Linked DNA regions of Homo sapiens: all the other regions are linked to region 2. The links are chromatin loops, found by intact Hi-C in ENCODE. Cell type or tissue: K562. All regions are shown on one strand.

Region 1 (2,500 bases), 56 kb after region 2:
TTCCTTCCCTTTCAGCTCCCTAAAAGGTTCCTGTGGAATCCCCTATAATCTCAGGTAGTTTTCACATCTTCCAAGGGTAGATTTTTTTTTAAGCCTGAAATAGTTGCACTTTAGTCACATGGCCAGTATCCTCAGAGTAATTACCAAGTGCAAAGCGGCACCAACTCCAGGCAGGCCACAGAGGTCGGGGGGCGTCCCTGCTCATTTGGAGATTCAGAAAACTTTTGGTGCAAGCCCACTAGTTTTTGTGCCTACACACATCCAAGCCCTTCCCACCCTTTAGTCTCTCTCGGGCCTCGCTCTTTCTGGGTCTTAACAATTGTGTGTAATCTCTGTGACCAGGTGTGAACCCAGACAAAAACTCGGTCCCATCTCTGGTTTCTACCCAAAAAGTCCACTTGCACCACATGGGAAAGAGTTGACCAAGTGTTTCATAAGCCCTAGGTGGCGGGTCACCTCCCCACCTCACTTGCCCCTTTCCCTCTTTCCCTTCAGCCCACCACACCTAGATTCCACCCAGCAGGTACAGGGCAGCTTTTTCTGCACCAAAAACTCTGGGAGCCAGCCCGTCCCTTGTCCCTAGGGGACTTAACTCACATCCCCGCATTAACAAAGTTTTTTCCCTAACTGTATCAGTTAAGATTAAGTTCAACTACATAGTAAAGATAAACTCAAAGGGGAAGTTAATTTCCCTCTCGGGTAAAAGAAGCCTTGTAGTCAAGAGATACACAAAGACGTCAGGGACCCAAACTCCTTCCTTTTCAGTGCTCTGCTGTCCCTAATGTGTGATTCATCCTCATAGCTCAGGGCAGCTGCTGGAGTTCCAGCCATTGCATCCATTTTCCAGGAAGCAGAATGGAGGAGGATATACCCCCTTTCCTTTTAAAGAGCTTTCCAGGAAATCCCACATGCCACATTCATTTCTATCTCACTGGTCACAACTTAGTCACTTGGCCACGACTAGCTTCTGGGTTCTGTAACTGCAACCGAAAGGGAGAATGGTTATTGAGAGACAGCTTACAATATCAAGAACACTGTCCAAAACCCTCTTCTTTTTGCTTTTTTGTTTTAAGCCTTCCCAATAAAGTGAACAAAACCCTCTTAACCTAGAGGATTCCAGGTGCTAGCTATTAATGTAATGATAATCATCACACTAAATACCTAAACATCTTTGCAGTCAAATTTCTTATGCCCTGCTTAGGTAGGCCGACTCCTACACAGCCATCAAGGCCCCAAGGTTGGACAGAGCTGCTGCAGAAGCACAGGGGAGAGAATAGTTAACCCTACCTTATGCAAAGACTCCTCCCAGGCTAATGCTGAGCTGCGTGAGCCATGAAGAATGGGGCAGGGGTTTGTAAAGACAGAAAAGAAGCAAAACAGAACTCCAGACCGAGGGAACGGCCTAGCAAAGGTTGAGAGCAAGTGGTTCTTGGTAGGAGGTCTGAGGACTGACCTAGGCTGCTGGAGGCAGATCGCCATATTTCCACATCCCCACTCCTATGCACACCCAGTGATTCTGGGGTTGTAGGAGGGCCTTGACTCGAAAGATATCTGGGGGTTCCAGCTTCCCTGAGTCCTATGGATTTGACCAACAATCTAGGCATAAAGAGCAGAGATTATCAACTCAAACGCCCACACGGCCAGGCAAGTTGCAAGAGCAGGGACCCAGCTCTGCTCATCTCTCTCCCGTTGCTGTCCTGCAGGAATGGGGCCCCATAAAGCCAGATCTTTTCATTTTTTAAGAAAGCAGAAATCCAGGTCTGTGTGTAAAAGCTCCCAACGTGTCCATGGTGGTACCTCCAACAAACACACATATAACATAAATAAGCAAAGCGAAACTCGTGTGCAAGCCCCTAGGCGGCTGCTGGCCGGCTCTGAATCTTGAATCACATGGTTAAGTGATTATTGGTGGGGAAAGCTTAAAGACCTGTAGAAGAGGAGGAGGGGGGCATGTCCAAGGTCTCGAAGTCAGTTTGGGCAGAGCTTGGACTCAAACCTGGGGTTCTGACTCCAAGCCCAGCTTTCCTTCTGTCAGTGGGCCTAAAAATAGAAGACTGACCTTTTCTTGGTATTTTTGTGCTTCACAAATGCCAGAGCGTTATTCATTAGTTCATCTTCCCAAAATAACTGGCAGAACACGGCCAGAGGGCAACAGGAAGACTCTGGGCTGCGCCCCCCGACCGTGAAACTGGGGGCTCCTGGGAAGTGGGGGATGTGTCTCACCATGGGCATAGTTTCCCCCCACTGTTGGAGTGGCCTGCCTGGCCCTGCTCTTGGTGAGTCCAGGGGAGAGAGCTTCAGAGGGCAGAACAGATCTCAGGAGGATGTTAGGATCGGGAGCTTGAGTCTATCCAGTTCCCAGGCAGTTTGTGTTCCCTCCATCATCCTCCCTTTTTTTTCTCTTTTTGGTTTAAAATAAGGTTTACAATAGGAGTCTTGGAAAATTCAGACAAGCACAAAAAATAACAAAACTCACTGCAGTACAACTACCTGCTTCTCT
Region 2 (2,500 bases):
AGGTGAGTTTTGTTTTGGGGGGTTTTTTTGAGACAAGGTCTCACTCTGTCGCCCAGGCTGGAGTACAGTGGTACAATCTCAGCTTACTGCAACCTCTGCCTCCTGGGCTCAAGCAGTCCTCCTGCCTCAGCCTTCCAAGTACCTGGGACTACAGCCATGTGCCACCATACCCAGCTAATTTTTTTTTTATTAAAATTATCTCCCTAGGAGTCATAGAGATGGGGTCTCACTATATTGCCCAGGCTGTTTTCAAACTCTGAGCTCAAGCAATCCTCCCACCTCAGCCTCCCAAAGGATGGGATTACAGGTATATGCCACCACACCCAGCATATCCCAGAGGTTTTAACATATTCTCTAGACTATGTCCTCTGCCTGGGGACCTCACCCCCTAAGGAAGGAGAATACCCTGGGCCAGGATCTGCTCTCTGGAATACCCTTGTGTACTTTTCTGATGAGGTGCCTTACAGAGGAAATCCAAGGGAAAGAGAAGATGTAGCCCCATCTTCAAGAACTTCTCTCCAGAGGGAGGAAGGAGAGGTGGGCCCATACCACGAAGGTGGAGAAAAATCACAAGCCCTCTCTGCACCCCAGCTTACTTGTTCCCAACAGCATTCCTACAAAGTAGGGGTGTCCTCATTTTTCAGATAAGGAAACAGCCTCTGAAGGGTCACCCAGTGTAAGGATGCATCTGCCTTCTTCATCCCTGTAGCCCAGTACCCGACACACAGTAGCCCCATAGCCCTAGGCACAAATGGGGTAGAGAGACCCTGACCACATCCTGTGGAAGGTCCAGAGCAGAGCCATCACAGAGGGCTTCCGAAGACCAGGATACCCTTGTTCCTGGGCTGCTGGGCTGCTGAACAGCGGGGAAGAGGAGCTGTGTGAACCTAGATTCCATGTGACTTTATCTGGCTGCATAATGAGCTTAAGTATTCAGATCTTTTCTTGGAAATCTCAAGTATTCCATTTGGCTGCCTCACAGAGTTAGGCAATTTTATTTACTCATGCTAAACAGGGCCATTTTCAGAGAGGAAATTATGCAATGTACTATGCAAATGTGGCATTCCGAGAGCAGAGATAAGTGTGGTCACCGATGCATTGTAAGATGAGATCGTGTCTCTGGCAGCTGGGTGTCACTTGATAAGGGGATATGCCAGACTGTACTTGGAACTGCTGCTCCCTTGGACTCGGTTTCTGGTAATTGTGTTTTCACCAAGTTGTCAAGCTGTGAACTGCACGTATTGAAGAAGAGGAACAAGGAGTGAAGCTTTTGCAAGTTGCTCATCCTTAAGTAGACTTCAGCAGTCAGAGAGGCTGCCCCCATACATGTTCTGGACACATGGGAACAAGGAGGGTAAAATTCTCATCCTCCATTCTCCCAAGAAGAGTCTTAAAATTTGACACGGGGGAAAGATGAAGACACACAACTGGTTTTCCTGGCCACTGTGAAAACCAGTCACCTCATTTTACTAGACATGGCATGTGCCTTTCATACTGAGAGAAAGGAAGTAGCTGTGGAAAACCCCACCTTTGGAAGCAGACAGAGCTGAGCCCAAAGCTAGCACTTCCCCCAGCCTGTGGGTACCTGAGATTGAGGCACCCAGCCTCCCCAAGCCTTCAGCTCCCTGCCTGAAAATGGCACTTTCAGTTAGTTATTGCTCCTGGGCCGTGTACCAGTCACAAAGACAGCCAACCCTTCACACAGCCACTGCTCAGATAGTTGCTGAGTGAGCCAGTGACAGATTTATCCACCTCTATCTGTAAAGTGAGCATTGATACAGTGTCCTCAGTGGCCCTGAGTGTGCTGGGAGACATGAAGATTCTGCAGAGTTAAGAGATTCTGGAAAGAGTCCTACAGAGGGCTCCATCCAAACTCTTTCCATTCAAATCCTTGCTATTCAACTTGGGAACAAAATGGATCTTCACAATGATAGGATCCTGTAGTCATCACACAAAAGTGATATAAAGGAGGCCAGAAAACTAATAATTTGAGTGCAGATTCTGCATACTGACCAGTCACCTTGTGTCAAATCTGTTGTAATTTGCCTGAACTTCACAACAATGCTAGGAAGTCCATTTTTCCCCAAAAAATTTTATTTTGAAACCTTCCAAGCATACAACCAAGTTGAAAGAATTGTATAGTGAACACCCTCATACTTGTCTACTTGTCTTATCACGTATCTACTTTATCCACCAAACTTTTTTGTGGGGGAGAGTTAGAGTCTCTCTCACCCAGGCTGGAGTGCAGTGTTTTGATCATAGCTCACTGCAGCCTCGAACTCCTGGGCCCGAGTGAGCTTCCCACTTCGGCCTCCGAAGCAGCTAGGATTACAGGTGTGAGCCACCACACCCAGCCCAATTTTTTTTTTTTTTTTTTTTTAGATGGGGTATTGCTATGTTTCCCAGGCGAGAATAGCTCTGGCTATGTTAACCAAGCTGGAGTTTACAGGCTTAGTCTTAGTGCTGTAGCCTCAAACTCCTGGCCTCAAGCAATCCTCCT
Region 3 (2,500 bases), 130 kb after region 2:
GGTGCATCACTTGAGGTCAGGAGTTCCAGACCATCCTGGCCAACATAGTGAAACCCCATCTCTACAAAAAATACAAAAATTAGCTGGACGTGGTGGTACACGCCTGTAATCCCAGCTCCTCGGGAGGCTGAGGCAGGAGAATCGCTTGAACCCGGAAGGCACAGGTTGCAGTGAGCCGAGATCGCGCCACGGCACTCCAGCCTGGGTGACAGAGAGACTCCATTTCAAAACTAACTAGCTAAATAAAGCAACCACAAATCAGGGGGTGTGAAAGTGTAGAAGCCCTGCGTTCCACTTGCTCTCCCTCAAGCTTTCCTTGACCACAGACATCAGCAAGTGACGGGGGCCACTGTCGGCCCCAGCTCCTGGCAAAACTGGTCTTGGCTCTTTCACACTGGAAGATCATTGTGTCTCTTCTTAAGACATGTGGCTCCATTTCACTTCATTCCAGCCAAACCTGACCTCTGACCCATGCTGTTCTCCAGACTCCAGTTACCCAGGACTCTGGGTTGTAAGTGACAGAAACAAAACTCAGGCAGCATAAGTGAAAATGGAAATGTGGCGCATGGAACAAGGACATCAAGGTGGACTTCAGGCATGGCTGGATGCAGGCGATCACACAATGCATCAGGGCTCTGTCTCGTGTCTTTCTCATCAACTCTCTTGATACAGTGGGCACATTGGCTAAATTAGGGCCAGTGTGCTAAATTGGCTAAATTAGGGCCAATTCTGTTAGTTTCAGCTGAAAAGGGAGGTGTCTGATTGGTCCAGCTTAGGTCATGTCCCTACCCTGAATTGGGGCATGGGGAACTCTGATTGGCCAGGTCTGGTCCACACCCATCTCTGGCCAGGGTGCTGTGATTGACAGCTCCTTCAGGACCATAGAGCATGCGGGCCAGACAGTTCCCTGAGAGCAAAGCTCTGGCTCACAGTACGCCACACGTGATTTCTGCTCTCCAGCCCTCCAGCTCCTTAGAATGTGGGACAGAGACCATCGGCTCAGGTCTGTGTTCCTAGGGCTGGGACGCCTCATATAGCGGAAGGAGGAGGGACTTTGGGCTCCAACAGACCTGGGTGTGAATCCAAGCGCCGCAGGTCACTTTACCTCTCTAAGCCTTATTTTCGCTCCCAAACATGTCTCCCTACAGGATGGTGCCAAGGATTTAAGTTAGTCCTTAAGGGCAGAGTGGGAACCTAGGCCCTAGTCCGGACCTGACAGCCATGATGGGGATCGGGGCACTGCCTGTATCTCACGTGAGAAAAGTTTGGATCTCCACTCAGGCTGTGCAGTCTTGGGCAGATAACACTTCTCTAAACCTCAGTTTCTTCCCTTGCAAAAAATAGAGAAACATGCTATCTTAGTCTGTTTTCTTTCTTTCTTTTTTTTTTTTTTGTTTTTTGTTTTTCTGAGATGGAGTCTCCCTCTGTCGCCCAGGCTGGAGTGCAGTGGCACGATCTTGGCTCATAGCGACCTCTGCCTCCTGGGTTCAAGCAACTTCTCGCCTCAGCCTCTTGAGTAGCTGGGATTACAGGTGCCTGCCAACATGCCCTGCTAATTTTCGTATTTTTGTAGAGATGGGGTTTCACCATGTTGGCCAGGCTGGTCTCGAACTCCTGACCTCAGGTGGTCTGCCTGCCTCAGCATCCCAAAGTGCTGGGATTACAGGCCTGAGCCACTGTGCCTGGCCCTTAGTTCATTTTCTGTTGCATATCACACAATACCTGAAACTGGGTAATTTATAAAGAAAGGTTATGGAGGCTGAGAAGTCCAAGGTCAAGGACTGCATTTGGTGAGGGCCTTCTTGCTGGTGGGGACTCAGTGCAGAGTCCCAAGGTGGCACAGGGCATCCCATGGTGAGTGGGCTGAGTGTGTTTGTTCACATCTCTCTCCCTCTTCTCATAAAGCCACCAGGGCCACACCCATGATAACCCATTAATCTATTACTCATTCTATCCGTTAATCCATGGGTCTCTCTTGACCCAGTCACCTCTTAAAGGTCCCACCTGTCAATACTGCCACACTGGGGATTCAGTTTCAACATGAGTTTTGGAGGGGACAAATATTCAAACCATAGCACATGGCTACTACAGGGACAGTTATTCTGATGATGGCAGGTAACACGGGCCCATTGCTAGAGATCACACCTCCAGGCCTTTGCTGATGCTGTTCCTGCTGCCTGAGATGTCTTTCCTGCAGCTTCTGGGGGAAACTCCTTGCCACCCATGTTTGAAGACTCAGACAGCAACTCCTCCAGGGAGCCTCCCCTGATTTCACATCTCCTATCATCCTCCTCACAATTCCTAGGCCTGATTAGCCATGCTCCTGCTGAGGCCTGGGTCCGGTAGTGTTGAAGCCATGTCTGAGTCCGTTTTTTTGTTTGTTTGGTTGGTTGTTTGGTTGGTTTTTTGTTTATCTGTTTGTTTGTTTTGAGACAGTGTCTTGCTCTGTCACCCAGGCTGGAGTGCAGTGGCGCAACCTCGGCTCACTGCAACCTCTGCC

What was found. Peaks named below come from ENCODE experiments on the same cell type or tissue, not always from the same donor. Only the 100,000 strongest peaks of a DNase experiment are listed, where the experiment ranks them.
Region 1: a loop joins it to region 2, with 5 times the contacts of the local background. A loop is called at or near these places in 7 of 110 quality-filtered maps.
Region 3: a loop joins it to region 2, with 5 times the contacts of the local background. A loop is called at or near these places in 4 of 110 quality-filtered maps.

The regions. Positions count from the first base shown.
Region 1 is chr16:11,160,037-11,162,536 of GRCh38, forward strand. All of the region lies in intron 22 of CLEC16A (C-type lectin domain containing 16A), which reads left to right. Among named protein-coding and RNA genes, the nearest start is that of SOCS1, 95 kb to the right of the region's middle. In K562, no CTCF peak of the experiment used is centred here; DNase peaks (open chromatin) are centred at 921 and 1,525.
Region 2 is chr16:11,104,098-11,106,597 of GRCh38, forward strand. All of the region lies in intron 19 of CLEC16A (C-type lectin domain containing 16A), which reads left to right. Among named protein-coding and RNA genes, the nearest start is that of SOCS1, 150 kb to the right of the region's middle. RefSeq lists enhancers at 855-904, 1,255-1,394. In K562, no CTCF peak of the experiment used is centred here; a DNase peak (open chromatin) is centred at 1,124.
Region 3 is chr16:11,237,913-11,240,412 of GRCh38, forward strand. No RefSeq gene overlaps it. Among named protein-coding and RNA genes, the nearest start is that of SOCS1, 17 kb to the right of the region's middle. In K562, a CTCF peak has its summit at 1,473; a DNase peak (open chromatin) is centred at 829; H3K4me3 peaks cover 1,288 bases.